Regions from separate parts of the Homo sapiens genome. Here region 2 is linked to region 1. The links are chromatin loops, found by intact Hi-C in ENCODE. Cell type or tissue: endothelial cell of umbilical vein. All regions are shown on one strand. Each heading gives the region's core, and the rest is flanking DNA. Links, peaks and the distances in the headings are about the cores only.

What was found. Hi-C counts contacts between places; a loop is a spot of excess contacts. Peaks named below come from ENCODE experiments on the same cell type or tissue, not always from the same donor. Only the 100,000 strongest peaks of a DNase experiment are listed, where the experiment ranks them.
Region 2: a loop joins it to region 1, with 2.5 times the contacts of the local background. A loop is called at or near these places in 2 of 110 quality-filtered maps.

What each region holds. Positions count from the first base shown.
Region 1 is chr5:33,375,941-33,384,285 of GRCh38, forward strand. It overlaps the pseudogene LOC112267948. Among named protein-coding and RNA genes, the nearest start is that of TARS1-DT, 61 kb to the right of the region's middle. In endothelial cell of umbilical vein, for the core only: a CTCF peak has its summit at 4,092; a DNase peak (open chromatin) is centred at 4,071; H3K27me3 peaks cover 394 bases.
Region 2 is chr5:33,254,482-33,262,826 of GRCh38, forward strand. LINC02160 (long intergenic non-protein coding RNA 2160) reads left to right here. Exons shown (of 4, transcript NR_147008.1): 4 at 995-1,072. Among named protein-coding and RNA genes, the nearest start is that of LINC02160, 29 kb to the left of the region's middle. In endothelial cell of umbilical vein, for the core only: no CTCF peak of the experiment used is centred there; DNase peaks (open chromatin) are centred at 3,780 and 6,980.

The DNA of each region.
Region 1 (8,345 bases), core at 297-8,296:
TCAAACCTCTTGACTTCTGATTCAGGGCTATTTTCTGGGCAGCCTCCTCTAAACTCCTAACATGGGCTTCCTATAAAGAGAGAAATGTGAATGACCCTAAACTACAGTCACGGCGCTGTTGACAGGCCACTGTCATCAGCTCCATTCAAGTTTCCAAGAAAAAGTCCTGCTTTTGGCCCAGCACATATCTTCTATAGTTCAGGATGTACCTAGCCAATTGCTAGGTCACTCCAGCTGCTCTGGTACTAGAAGTCACTCTAGTGCCTCTGGGACTGGAAGAGCAGAAAGTGGTTTGATCCTGCTTCTGCATAGATATAGAGGCAGAAGATAGCAGGAACAGGGACAAGTACCATACCCCATCAGGGTCTAATTTTCAAGCCCTCATCTGCCTTAGGCCAAAGGGGTCAGGCTTTCTGGTATGACAATTGAGAGGGAAGGGTTATTCTCAGCCTATAAAGATTTAGGGTTGAGACAATCCTGACTGAAAAGCAACAGGAAGTCAAAAGGTATGGATCTACCCCAGACCCAGAACTCTAGGCAAGTTGAGTAAAGCCATGTGGTTTTGTGAAATAAACCTGGCTTTGGAGTCAAATACTTTTGGATTCAGAAACCAAGTCTCTGACTTACTTGCCCTGGTAGTCATTTGCATCACCTCCAAAATGTCTGGCTTTATCCTCCAGACACATGGCAGAGCTATACTTCCTGGCCCACCTGTAAATAGGTGGTGTCATACGACTAATCCTAGTCAAAGTATGATGAAAAGAAGGGATGGATGTCACTTCTAAGTAAAGCATTTGTTGCTGATATGACACTCTCCAGAGATGCCTTTCCCTCTGGTGTAGGGATATTTGTGATGGTTGCTGCTCTGCAGCCTGTATCCCTAAGTATAATAAGCAGAGCCTTCCTGCTGGCTCCCAGTGAATATGTATTACAAGCAAAAAATAAACCATTATATTTTAAGTTACTGAGTGTATTAGGGTTCTCTTAGAGGGACAGAACTAATAGCATAGATATATTTAGAAAAGGTGGTTTATTAAGTGTTAACTCACATGATTACAAGGTCCCACAATAGGCCTTCTACAAGATGAGGGGCAAGGAGACTCAGTCTGCGTCCCAAAACTAAAGAGCTTGGAGTCCGATATTCTAGGGCAGGAAGCATCCAGCATGGGAGAAAGATGTAGGCTGGGAGGCTAGGCCAGTCTCGTCTTTTTACATTTTTCTGCCCGCTTTATATTCTAGCCATGCTGGCAGATGATTAGATTGTGCCCACCCAGATTAATGGTGGGTCTGCCTTTCCCAGCCCACTGACTCAAATGTTAATCTCTTTTGACAACACCCTCACAGACACACCCAAGATCAATACTTTGCATCCTTCAATCCAATCAAGTTGACACTCAGTATTAACCACCACACTGAGATTTAGAGATTGTTTGTTATTACAGCATAATCTAACATATCCAAACTGATACATTAGCTATACCATTTTTAGTAAGTTATTTAGCCTCTCTGAGCATAAGTTCCTGATATTTAAAATAGGAATAAACACTTTTTCAGGGTTGTGGGGATTACCAATGGTTTATGTAAAGAAGTAGCACATATTTGGTCCTCAAGCAATGTTAACTATTACTGCTATCAAAACAAGGAGAAAAGCAGGTGGAAGCAAGATATCCTTAAAATATACACAGTTTGGAGACTTCACTCAGCCAGTCACCTAGATAGAGAGCTTTGGCAGCCAGGTAAGCCAGCTAGCAGAAGGCTCCTAAATGCCTCCAGTCAATCATTCATCCCTTCACTTTACCAACATATAGCGAGTATGTGAACAGTGTCAGTATACTTGCACTGTTCACATACTCACTATATGTTGGTAAAGTGAACTGAACATATAATGCAAAACAAAGTCCTGACTCTCCTGAACTTCACCTGTACCATCTAACACATTTGCATACCTATATTTTTCATTTTTCTTAATTGTACCTTCACAGAGAACTAAAGGGTCGGAATTTGATCCTTTGCATTTTAAGGTGTTTTTATTTCTTGGAAAAATGTTTGCCTATATTAACATGTAATTTCCACTGTACACCTAAAAATAAGAAAAATTATTACTATATAAATTCACAGGTGGGAAAACCAGGGTGGAGAAGCTTTTGTTTTTGTTGTTCTTATTAGCATCAAGTGGCACTGCTAGGTCTAGGATCTGTACTCTCAGATTCTTGATTAAGGATTTTTTTTCCGAATCCCAGGTTGACAATAAAGATACGAATCACCACTTTAGGAGGCTGTGGCAGGCGAATCACTTGAGGCCACGAGTTTGAGACCAGCCTGGCCAACATGGTGAAACCCCGTCTCCACTAAAAATACAAAAATTAGCCAGGCGTGCTGGTGCATGCCTGTAATCCCAGTTACTGGGGTGACTGAGGCACTAGAATAGCTTGAATTTGGGAGGCAGAGTTTGCAGTGAGCCAAGATCACGCCACTGCACTCCAGTCTGGGCAACAGAGTGAGACTCCGTCTCAAAAAAAGAAAGATCTCAATCACCATTTTGCCTAAGAGCTGTCTGGATAACTCCTATGTGAAAATGCTCTAGGTGAAAGATATAGGAATGTAGTCACTCTTTGATTATAATACAACATGAACAGTATACTAGACAGAAGTGCCCCTGTATCAAATTCTGCCTACTAGTGGATCAAATTTCAGGAAGTTCCTACTTCAGAACTCTATGTGTTGAAAGACACCTAAGTACACATCTAATGGAGACACTTTCACCAGACTGGCATAGAATATAATAAGAAAAGACCAAAACGAATAGTCCCTGGCTTCCTGGTGACTTTTATTGGAATAAATTTCCTAGAAGGCTGGGCCACATCTAAGTTCTCACCAATAGCTCGATATTTCACTCTAAACCCATACCTTGAAATCCAACAAATCAGGAACCAGTTCAAATGTCATCTCCTTCCGAAAACCTCCTTGATTGCCCTATTAAAAGTGATCACCAATCATCTTTTGTGTCTCAGTCTGGCACATGCTATATCCTGAAGTCATATTCAGATGGCAGAGAAGCAGATGGACCGTGCTGAGACTCCACATAAGGACATCATAAAAAAATAAAATAAGAAATATAGATTGAGGTAAATTGTGAAGGTCCCTAAATGCCAGATTTAAAAAATCAGATTTTCCTCTACAGGCAAGAGTACCTGCTGGGAAAACTGGAGTATTTACAAAATAGAAATATAGTGATGTGATCATTTGTGCTTCTGAAGGAAAGGAAGAAGCTGGAGTAGAAATCAGGGTTTAAATAATGTGAATGATTGAGAATCTAAACAGTTATTTTTGTCTTGGAGATGTTTTTAGATTTACATTTCACTAGCCAGATTTGCTTCTAATCCAATAAACAAGCTGGTAGTATACAATTGCAACTGAACACCTGAATGGTCAAGGCGGAAAATCGTCTCTGCAGCACCATCATCTGTGAAATCCTGGAGGAATTCTCCTAAATCGCTACTTTCATGGACGATAGCTCCTACTTTCCAACAACCCAGGAGACTCTGAAATACAAAGTACTCTTTCTAAAAAGTTCAGTAGTTGATTTAACCAAATACTGATTGCCTTTGGAAAGTAAATTTTTGCTTACACAGGTATCATTACAGTCACCAAGAGAGTCTGGGTGTCTTCAGTAAGCAAACCCATTATTCATTTACAACCAACACTGCATTCCTCTTCCTAAGTGGCATGGGAAATCCTGAGGTGCTCTCACTTCTATGTGTAAGACACACAGACTGCTTTGCATGAGTCGAACCATGAGTGGTCAGGATGGACTTATAGCATCCCCCAGGTGAAATCTTCATGGTTCCTCTCCATCCGCACTGACTCCAACTCACCAACTGTGCTTGGAACAGCTTCGCGTTCCAACTCCCTGGAAATCTGTTGTCCCAAGCCAACTTGCGGTCACGAATCCAATCATATCCTTGTGCAGCTGAACATCTTTGACGAATCTTCGCCATTTTGTTTCACCCTTGCTTGCCCCAAGAGCCACTTCCCTTCCAGCTGGGTCAGCCAAAGACCTCTCTGTCCCTCAGTCTTCTAGCGCCCCTCTATGGTACTTCTGTTGTACTGCAAATAACGTATGCTAATCCTCCTTTCATTGTTCCTCATTTCTTCCCAACTACTCTTTGCTACCCGCAGTAAGTAAAGCACCAACTTTACCTAAATTGCACTTTTCATTTTCTCTGTAACAATGATCTTCCCACTTTTGGTTTGCTTACTTACCAAAACATGGAAAGCTAAGTACCCATTCACATATTTTGTAAATGTTCTCTCAAATTTTTCATCATAAATTTAAATAATTGCAAAAGGTGATGTTTCCGGTGTATTGTAAATAACAACATTTAAAAACAAAACTGCTGCATGTTTTTATAAATTCGTCCAATGAAAGTTAAATACCCTAGCAACTTGGTTTGCAACTATTTAAAAACACATAAATGAACATTTAACATACATGCTACATCGTTGCTTTTTTTAGGCATCAAAAAGAATGCCCCTCACATAATTTACCATAATAAAATATATCTTTATGCTATTTTAATCACCCTGTAATACTCTCCGCAACTGACATATGTATGTTATTTGAAATATGAATTTACTTTTAATTGCTTGTATCCATAATCCTCTCATCCATATAATTTCTTCTAGATTGAAGTAGCCATTGAAATTATTGGTAGTATACAATTGTTCCAAACAACATATATATTACAAAGTTCAATAAATAACTAAATTGAACATAAAAAGTAAAATTTTATTGGACATATGTCTTTTAATAAAATGAGAATTTTTTCAATTAGTTCACTAAATAATAATAATTATTTTAATGAGACACAGCTCAGTATCAATTTTACTCATGTTTTTTATTTTTTATAAATGTAAGTACTGAAAAAACCTAGTCCTATAAATATGTATAGAAGGAATTTTATTATAGCAATATAATTTAATGATTTGAACTCTTTTTAAGTTACATAGCAAAAATTCCACAAGGAACCATCTTCAAGAGTCATTTTTAGTAATTTGCCAACTGGCTACTTTTATTGGAAACAAGGAATTGGAAGCCACTTGAGTTGCAAAAGGTCTATAATCTGACAAAATCGTCCACTTTCTGAAATCTGGAAAATACAACAAAAAGGCTTTATCCAAAGTTGTCAAGTGATTGATATGTCTTGTTCACTTTCAGGAAACTTGTTTAACCCAATATATACAGAAAGGTTTGAAAAACTCGAAATAATATTGACTTGAAATGTGGAAGGGATAGCAGGCACCATGTCCAGCCATGAAGGTGGCAAGAAGCCCCTGAAACAGCCCAGAAAGCAGACCAAGGAGATAGAAAAGGAAAATAAAGGTTTTTCAAGCAGAAGCCAAAAGTGGAGCAAAAGAAACTCAAGAAGCTAAAAGCAAAGGCTACGAGGAAGGGCCCCAGGCCACAGGTGGAATTAAGAAATCTGGGAAACCATGAACTGTTCCTTATGCCTGAGGCAATGGTGCCCCTTGATTCCATTCATATTTAAAGATCTGCCATAACATGTCTTGCCACCTGGCTAGAATGAAATGTTGTCTTGGAGCCTGCTGTACATTTAAGAATAAACTATTGTAAAAAAATTACACTGTCATACATTTTTCAATAAAATTATTTTATCTTCATTTGTGTTTTAAATGCACTTGCAGGTTTTACTCATTCAACAAGTGGAGAATCCTTGTCAAATTAAGTCAGACAGCCAAGTCAAGTATTGTTGAAGAAAAAGTCTGAAATTAAATAAGTATTGAATTAAATTTAAGATTATTACATGTGAATTCTAAATACAAAATAGGAAAGAGAAGAAAGGAAGGACATATAGGGATTTTTTTCTTTTAAGAGAGAGAGTCTCTGTTGCCCAGGGTGGAGTGCAGTGGGTGCTATCCACTAGTGGTTCTAGTAATCTTCTTGTTTCAGCCTCCCAAGTAGCTGAGACTACAGGTGTGCACCACCACACCCAGCTGACTTTTCTTTTGTACAGATGTGGTCTGACCTTGAAATTTTAGCCTCAAGCAATCCTCCCACCTTGGTATCCCAAAATCCTAGGATTACAAGCATGAGCCACCACACCTGGCCTCAGAAATAGAACTTTGTTATGAGTGTGTTACCTGGATGCAATAAAGTGCTATAGTCGTGTGTATGTGTGTGTGTGTGTGTGTGTGTCCAGGTCTTATTCTGTTGCCCAGGCTGAGGGCAGTGACACAATCACATGTAACTGCAGCCTTGACCTCCTAGGCTCAAGCGATCCTCTTACCTCAGCCTCTCAAGTAGCTAGGACTACAGGCATGCACCACTACACCTGGCTAATTTTTGATTTATAGAGACAAGGTCATGCTATGTTGCCTAGGCCAGTCTAAAACTCCTGGACACAAGCAGTCCTCCCACTTTGGCTTTCCAAAGTGCTGGGATTACAGGTGTTAGCCATTGCACCTAGTCCAGTGCTATAATCATTAATATTCATTCAGCAAGTATGTGTTGAATGAATGTACCAGAGCCTAGTTCCTAGGGATATAGCAGTAATCAAAAATAGATGAAAGTCTTTGATATAATAGCATTACCATGAAAAGAGATGGAGATTACAGGTGAAGTAGGTATTAGGGAAAAGATAGTTCTCTTTTAAATATTTTGTTTGAGATGATTATTAGACATTCAAGTGGAGCAATCAAATATGCAATTTGAGTCTGGAGTTCAAAGAAAAATTCAAGGTAGCATCATAGATTTGGGAATTTTCTTCATACAGATGAAACTGGATGACATTATGGAATGAGTGTAGATAGAAAGGACTAGAGACCCAATGTTAAGATAAATAGGAGAAGAGGATAAAAAGGAGACTAAAAAACTGTAGCCAATTAGGTAAAGAAAAACATGAAAAAAGTGTTATCCTGGAAGCCAAGGGATGAAATGACTTCCAGGAAAGTAGTGGTGATCAACAATGTCATATGGCATTTAAGTTCAAGTAAGACAATGACTTTAGGCTTTGGACTTGGCAAAATGAAGGTCATTGGTGACCTTGACAAGAAAGGTTTTAGAAGATGATGCAGTAGATGGAGTTTAGGACACAACACCCCAAAATATGGTACCTTGACACTTGAAGAAACAGCAGAAACAAGAAGGTCATTGTCTTCTTGACAGTTGAAGAAACAGCAGAAAAAAGGTCATTGTCTTCTTACATTTTGTGCTGCTACAGCAGAATACTACAGACTGGATAATTTATAAAAAGTAGAAGTTTACTTGGCTCATGGTTCTGGAGGCTGGGAAGTCCAAGATTGAGAAGCTGCGTCTTGTAAGGGCCTTCTCACTCCATCATAACATGGTGGAAGACATCACATGGTGAGAGAGAGCAAGAAATGTCCTAACTAGATTCTATACAAACCTACTCTTGGAATAATGAGCCAATTTCTGTGAAAATGACATAAATTCATTCATGAGGGCAGAGCCTCAAGACTTAGTTATCTCTTAAAGGTTTCACTTCTCAACACTGTTGCACGTGGGATTAAATTTCCAATACATGTTTTTTGGAGGACACATTCAAACCATAGCAGTCAGGCTCACTTTTCCCTCCCTCTTCTCCCTTGAAGTAGGTAAAAAAAGAATTCTCTGACTTTCTAATGTAAGTTTAGGTCATAAAAACTTTATCCTGAGGTGTCCACCCTGTACCTTGAGGAAAGAAATAACTTTATCCTTGAAGATACAGAGATGCCAAGAAGAATCTGAATAAACAGGTCTTGCTAAGTTCCCATCAGTTTTTTACCATTAGATCATGTCTTTTTGTCCTCCAATCATATTTCTGCATGACTTTTCACAAAAAAACACAGGTTTCCTGCTTTCTTTTAGTCTTCATTTCAAAGGCTCTCAGCTAATGTAAAATGTATATTAAACAAATTTGTATGGTTTTCTTTTGACAATCTTTCCTTTGTTATAGGGGCCTCAGCCATGAATCTTGGGATGGGTGAGAGGTAATATTACTTTTCTCCCCCATGCAGGAAAAGATTCAGTTGAGTGAGTTTAAGACAGAATGCAAGGAAAAGAACTGGAGACAGTGAGTTGAGACACTCTCCTGAGGAGTTTTGCTGTAAAGGGGAGCAGAGAAATGGGACAATACACACCCAGTAGGAGAAGTGATATTGAGAGGTTTGTTTTGTTTTTATGATAACAGAAATAGCAGTTTGTTTATATATTAATTAGGAATGGCCTAATAGATGGCAGAAAATTAATAATCTGGGAAAGAGGGGAGAATGCTTGGAATATTATCTATGCATAAGCTAGGGAATGGAGTCTATCATGCAAGTGG
Region 2 (8,345 bases), core at 100-8,099, 120 kb before region 1:
GGACTTTTTGATGTAACACTGAAAACAGAGTGGGAAGACATGACCATCCTCACATCTAAAACAAGATGTGGTTGGGATCAATATTCCAGCCTAGTGAGATGAGGACTCAGTAAAAACCACAGAAAAATAGTTTATTTTAAATCGTATTTTAGAATTAAGCAATATTTTAAAATGTATTTCATAATAAATAAATATCCCAAAGATGATTTCACAATTAAAAAGATAAATATTAAATATTTGAGCCTGCTATATCTTCCCCTGACTTTTAATAAAGGCAAAGACATTTGCTTTGCTTGCAGTTTTTCAATAAACTATTGACAGTATGTATCTATTACAACACAATTTCATTAACTGTGAGATCTAATAATCTCAATAAATTTATCTTGAATATTCTCAGCTTCCTTGTTTTTCTTCAAATGGATAATAATTGATCTTTAATACAGAAACTTGCCCACTGTTCATCAAAATAGAGAAAAGAACAGCTTTATTTATAAATTCAGGGTTGGTATTACAATCCCTCAAACCCATTTAATTAAACAATATGATTTACTAAAGTTTGAGAACTTATGGACAAAACAAACATGTAGGAAATATGCTGTGGTTCCATGGCTTCAAAAGCCCAAAGCAAATGCACCATAACCAATCTGATCATGTCACAGAATTCCCTCATGCTAGAGCTGGGATGAATTCTAAAGATGACTTCATTCCACAGTCCTCCAATCTGCTAGTGTACTGGTATCACCTGGGAATTTCATTTTTAAAACTTTTTCTTTTTAAATTTAAACCTACAGAAAAGCTGAAAACAGTACTTCACCCAGATTCACCGGTTTTTTCGTATTTTGCTAATTTGAGATCTTTCTTGCTTTTCCGCATTTTTGGTATTATCTTTGTTCTCACATCATTTTACTTACTGAATCATTTTAAAGTAAATTACAGATATGATAACCAGATTGGATGCTGTGGTCTGACACCTATATTCCTCTTCCCTCTTTAGGACTGAACTACTAATTTTCCCCATCAGCTGAAGAGTTTTGGCAATGAACAGCTTGCAGCTGAATCCCCTTCTGGAAATTATCCTTGGCTAAAGAGACACACTTTGATGAATGTCATGTACTCTTCCCTGGGGCAGTGTACACCCAGTGACTGGCTGATGCAGTGGTATAAAGGTCTGCTCCACTTGCCCTAAATTCAGGACAACTCCGTAAAGCCATCCCAGCCCCAGAGCTCTCTGTGCCATGAGCTGAGTTCTTTGTTGTGAGAGTATCACAGCTCCCCTTTCTCCCTAATCCTACTTCCTCACTCCCTCACAAGTGTTGAGTCCTTACAAACTTGCTGAGGAACTTAACCTGGGAAAACTCTTAAATAAGTCAGTATAATTAGATTAATTATAGTATTTAAGAATTTTATATAATATAATAAGTATAATAAGAAAATTCAGAAAATTTAACATTGATGCAATATGATAATCAAATTGTCAATACCATATTTTACCAATTGTCCTAATTTGTCCTTCATGGCAATTTTATTTTTTCTAATTCAAGATCCAATCCAGACCATATATTTTATTTAGTTGTCATACTGGTTTAGTCTCTCTTAACTCTAAAAAGTTCCTCAACTTTGCTTTGCTTTGCTTTGCTTTCCCAGACACTGACATTTTCGAAGAACATAGATCAGTTATTTTGTAGGATGCCCCTCAATTTGGGTTTGTCTGATTGCTTCTTTAGGATTAGATTTAGAGTTTGGTTTTCATAATTCATCAACTGGTCATACAACTTTTTCTAATTTTTAAGGTTATACAGCTAATTCTAAAATATCTAAAAATTTCCATCATCTTTATTTGAATTACTTGGCATATGATAGGCAATCTGCTCCACTGTAACCATTTATGTTAAAGCTATGTCTTTGGATTATAATGTAATCCTTTTGGGGACACCTTAAAATAATAATTAGGTATCCAAATTTAAGGTTCTGTCACAACTACAAGGTGTTTAACTGAGGCAAGTAACTGGGTGAATAGTTATCTTCTCTGATGACTAAGTCCACTCATATAGACGTTAAGAACTATTAATGTATCACACTCCACTTCGTTGTGTAAAATTGACAAATTTCTTTTGACACTAATCACAAGATGCATCATGAATTCAGAAATATTGAAGTGTGAAGGTAATATCCATTTTATGATTGAATCATGTGCTAAATACTGCATGCATCTTATTTAATACTGCATCTCATTTAACATTCACAGCAACTTTATAAGATTGCTATTAAAAATATTCCTATTTTATGGATGAGAAAACTCAGGCTCAGGGAGGGTAAGTAACTTTTATAAGATCACATAGTGAGTAAACAGCATAGTCAATATTCAAACACAGATCTTCTATTTATTTTATACCACATATGCAATTTCTTTTCCCAGTGTAGGCTTTCCCTAATATGAGTTTTATAATTCAGATTCCACACTCTCATTTAAAAATTCTGGGGTATCTACACTACTGTATGCTCCCAAATTCCTTAAGTACCAACTAGAGCTCTGAAACTACGTTAAACATTTTGAAGAACAGAAAAAAATCTGATAGAAGCATATCAACTTTCAAGAAATGTGCAACCTTAAATAATTTACAAATGTGAATGAGCAAAAAATACAAATCACCATTAAAGTACTAAATTGTACAGGGCTGTCCTACAGAAGTGCAGAGAAAAAAAATGACCTTTAGCCAGAATAATCATTGAAGTCTATACGAAAAATTGTCGTTCCAAACAATTTTCAGTAATTTGCAGCCAGTTAGTAAATGACTTTGTTAATGAGGACAACTGACAATAATAGTAAGAAACCAATAGTTCCCTTGCAAGGAAAGGGTCAAATCTATTGAACTAAAGTTGTCACAGGTTGAGTTCCTTGGCAAATTTATAAGGACCCAACACTTATGAGGGAGTGAGGAAGTAGGACTAGGTAGAGAGGGGAGCTGTGATACTCTCATAACAAAGAACTCAGCTCATGGCACAGCGAGTTCTGGGGCTGGGATGGCTTTACGGAATTGTCCTGAATTTGCAGCAAGTGGAACAGACCTTTATAGCACTGCATCAGCCAGTCACTGGGTGTGATTGTCACTTTAGGGAAACTGGGTATCTGGAGAGAAAAAGCCAAACATTTAGACTTTATTATCATCTGAATTCCCCATCCTCCTAATTCATATGCTGAAGTTCTAACCCCTAGTACCTCAGAATATGACCATATTTGAAAATAGGGCCTTTAAAGAGGTAATTAAGTTAAAATGAGGTTATTAGAGTAGACCCTAAGCACGGGGTCCTTACAAGAAGAGGAAATTTGGACACAGATTTGTGCAGAGGGACTTGCACAGATGGAAGACCATGTGAAAACACTGGGAGAAGAATGTCATCTACAAGCCAAGGAGAGAGGGCTGGAACGTATCTTTCCCTCAATGTCCAAAACAGGAACCAACCCTGCCTACACCTTGATCTCAGCCTTCTAGCCTTCAGCACTGTGAGATGATACCTTCTTTCATTTAAGCCACCCAGTCTATGGTACTTCGTTATGGCAGCCTTAGCAAACTAATACGGATTCCTCATCAGGTTCAGATTTTGCTAAATAAAATGTGTTTGTGAGGGTGGTACAAGCAACAGTGATATATTTCTTTAAGTATTTTCCCCCAGCCAAATTCCAACAAGACAATAATGTCTAATGCACTGTCTGGTGAATCGGAAAATCTCCTGAATGAAATAAGAGCCTCTAATACCCAAAAGGGAATGAAGTGAGTCATCACCACAGCCTGTGAATGAAAATAACTGCTCTGAGAAAACACATGTAAAAAATGACACCATGTGGATTAAATAGGGAAACACAAGTATATCCAGATAAATTGGGTGTTTTCCCTGTACCAATTACAGCTATTCTATAAATCCCAGATTATAAATCTTCATTCTTGCCTTTCTCTTGATCCTTCTCAGCTAGTTTGTCATGAAATATTATTTCTTTCTTTCTTATGTCTTTATATGGTAATCCGGTTCGACCATAAAAACAAAAATCTTGGAAGCACTATTCTTTTGTTTGAAGAAAAGATTTGGCCCAACTAAGGTTCTGTTATTTCAAGTAATATTTGATCACAAATTCTATCAAAACATCAGCTGACCCAATCTCATGCCCTCGAATCCACCCATTTTGCTACCAGTTAGTTTTTAGAATGTAGCTCTGATTGGTCCCTTTCCATGTTTAAAGACTACCATTAGTCACCCACCAGCTATTGACTGAAGCCCAAAGTCCTTGATCTGGCAGAACCTTCACAGCCTAGAATCAGTTCTGCATTTTCAGACTGTAGTCATCCTCCACCCCACCACCATATACTCTGCTTGCTAATAGGTGGCTATGCTTCATTCTCCAGACACTGTTCCATAGCATGTACGTATGACACTATCATTGCACATTATGTTTATGATAGGTAATATGTCTGACTTTATCATCATATTATACTCACCTTGGAGTCTAAGACCTGGTCTTCCACTTTCTTCAGTATCACCAGTGGCAGTGGCACAGGAGTAGTAACATTCAATCATTTTTCACCTTCTCAGAGAGGCCTTCACTTAATTCCTTAGCTAGGATAATAATTCTCTCTCCCCACACCTTGTCCTGCTTTATTTTTCTTCTTGGCACTATCAACATCAGACATATGACATATATTTTCAGGGTCACGTATTTTATAATCTCTCTCTTCCCACTTGAAAATAAATTCCAAAAAGTCAGGACTTTGGCCCATTCACTGTTCTATCCTCAGTGCCTAGATATGTGGCATACAAGAGACACTCAATAAATATTTTCTGAATAAGTGAATTCATTCAGCAAATATTTATTGGCAGTTTACTATGTGCCATGAAATATTATAGAAACCAGCAATCCAGCAGTGAACCAACAAAGGCCTTTCTCTCGTGGAACTCAATACTCTCTGGAAGAAGGCAAAAGCAAAAATAAGAAAACAAAAATCTCATTTTATATAACTTCAGATAGTGCTAGTAGGTATGCAATTACTATTTCTGTAATTGAATAGAACTTACACTGATTCAGGATTCACAAATATTTTGTGAATAACTTAATTTTTTTCAGGTATTACCAAAAGTAATATATGAATTAATTTATTTTTGGAACTAAAGTCAATACAAGAATAAACTGTAAAAGAAAGCATCATAACATAATACCCCTGTAGCAATAAAAATAATGTATTTTAAAAGATAGAATTTTCAAATGTGTTACATAAAACAAGACAAAATAAAGTTTCATTAGAAGCATAGCACAGGGACACTTTTATGAAGCATATAACATCAGAAGCAGTAGAAAGCAGCTTTGACTAAGTCTTTTGATATGACACATATAAAGGGATAAAACTGGGGAGAATTTTTGTTTGTAAAATATATTAGCACTGCTTAATAAGAATAATCGTCGATTTATATAGTACTCGGAAATCCATTAATGCAAGTGATATTACAGATTGGCATACATCTTACTATCTTCAAAAAAAATCCAAACTTTGCCACAGCATTATTTGGTACCTGATATGTCAAGCCCTATATCTGTTGTCATTCTGAACTGGAAATCTAGTCTTTTATGTGGCCAAAGATATTTAGTGGTATTTTAGGATTTTAAAAAAATACTGAGCCCTAGTTATAATAGAAAAAATTCTATAACATGACTTATTAACTTGAAGTCCTCCACTTCTGATTAGCCTGGTCCAGAGGTAAAGGAGTACGAAGAGCCACCTAAAAAGCATAGTGTTTGGGAATGTGGATTGGTGACTCATATTTGGACTTCATTAATAAGAGAGGTTGGGTTCCCTAGGGAGAAAGGACTGTTATCAAAAGCTACTAGAGGCTAGAGAGTCAGAGAATCTCTTTAATAAAATATGAAAGGTGAGGAAATATAAGTAACTCTATAATCTAAATGTAACGTGGCATAAACACTTAATTCTGAACTTGTATAACTGAAATATATAGCATCTGTAAAGACCATGTTTCCAAAATTTTGTATAAGTTTCATAGAATAATGTTGAATTGATATTATTATTTTTAGCATACTAAATTTTAAGCTGGTTAATGCCAAATTCCAAGATTTTTACATTTTAATTTTATTCCTAAAGGAAAGGAAAAAGAAGAAATTCTTGAAACTTCAATAATTAATATTATTTCTACTACTTCCTTCAAATTTTGTCACAATAAAAAAATCACAGAAGCAGGAAAACAATTTTTAAAAGCAGCTCAAGGCAATTAATCATTTGAAATACAACTACTTCAAGGAAAGTCAGGACAAACCAAAATCCATCTTGGCTCATGAAAAAACAAAACCTTATTGTTTGCAAATGTCTTGAGAGACCTCTTGAGAGATCTTTATTTTTTTCTATGAGAGTACAAATAATAAATAAATATTTTTAAATGAAAATGGGTAAAAGTTTTGAGAATTTGTATTTAATACTTAGTATACCACCTTGATGTAACTACCATTTATTTATTTGTTTCCCCTCTCCCTGATTCATTTCTGTTGAGACAGATCAAAACTTCTCGAAGTTGACTAGTTTCACATGGAAGCTAGAAGACCAAATACAGGACTATACCCATAAAGAAGAGTCACCTGGCATGAGAAGGTGAAACTCATGATTACTCTACAAGTCTTCAACATGTAGTTACCTTCCATTATTTATTAATATTATTCCCACCAAAAGAGAACTCTGATCCAGTTATTCAGTGTGCCGTACTGGCTTGGAAACATTCAATACTCCCCATCACCACTACAAGCACTACAGAGATCCAAAGATTCTCACCCCTTCCAACATCCTTAACCAAAAGACATATTCAGAAACAGGAAATAACAAAAGTTTCATACTCTCTCTTTTTTATTGAGACCTCTGAAGACCTCCCACCCACCCTCACAAACACTCACACACCCATGACTAGAATTACAGTTGTTATTTCAATGGGAAGAAATGACGCGGGGCAGGAAATGAGAATCTGTTAGATGAGAAGAGCAGTCTTCTCATCCTAATATTTGAGACATTCCTCTTTCATTTTCCTATGACTCATGCTTCTTTCTTTCTGGCATCTTGTTGGAGGAGGAGGAGGAGGTGGGCAAACCCAGTGTTTTGACCAAAAAAAAAAAAATCTTAATACCAAAAGCAATAGAAAATTCCAAGAAATGTATGGAGAAAACAAGGGCTATTGGTCTAAAAATCTATAGTTAGTACAAACTGACACTGGGTAACTGGGTAGCTTCAAGTAGTCTCAGTTAACAGAATTCATGTTTGTATTGTAAAAAGGAAAGATCTAGAAAATCTGATTTAAACTAAACAATAAACTTCAAAAATAAAAGCAAATTTGTCTGTTTCTGAGATAGGGTTTTGGAGAATGATGTTCTAACATTTGTTTGTAATGGAAAAATAAGAACTAACTAGATTTGTAAATATGCGCTGACCTGACAAAAAACTCTAATGAATGGCTTATAACAGACATGGAAAGTTATGGTTGAGAAAATTTTTTTCAAAAAGAACATAACAGGGAGCAGAGAACGAAATTTAATTTTGGAAGAGTAAAATTTGCCATTTGGAGATCATTCACTCATTCAACAAGTATTTAATGAGTTCCTACCATGTACCAGACACAAACTAGGTCTTGGTTTTATGGTGGTGGGGAAAAAAAATGTCATGATCTTTACTCTTTGGCACTAATTTTTTAATACTGAAGAATAAATTTGAATGAGTATCCTTGGGGCTGTGGTGTATTAGTCCATTTTTACACTGCTAATAAAAAATCCTAGAAGAAAACCTAGGCAATACCATTCAGGACATAGGCATGGGCAAGGACTTCATGTCTAAAACACCAAAAGCAATGGCAACAAAAGCCAAAATTGACAAATGGGATCTAACTAAACTAAAGAGCTTCTGCACAGCAAAAGAAACTACCATCAGAGTGAACAGGCAAACTACAGAATGGGAGAAAATTTTCACAACCTACTCATCTGACAAAGGGCTGATATCCAGAATCTACAATGAACTCAAACAAATTTACAAGAAAAATACAAACAACCCCATCAAAAAGTGGGCGAAGGGCATGAACAGACACTTCTCAAAAGAAGACATTTATGCAGCCAAAAAACACATGAAAAAATGCTCATCATCACTGGCCATCAGAGAAATGCAAATCAAAACCACAATGAGATAGATACCATCTCACACCAGTTAGAATGGCGATCATTAAAAAGTCAGGAAACAACAGGTCCTGGAGAGGATGTGGAGAAATAGGAACACTTTTACACTGTTGGTGGGACTGTAAACTAGTTCAACCATTGAGGAAGT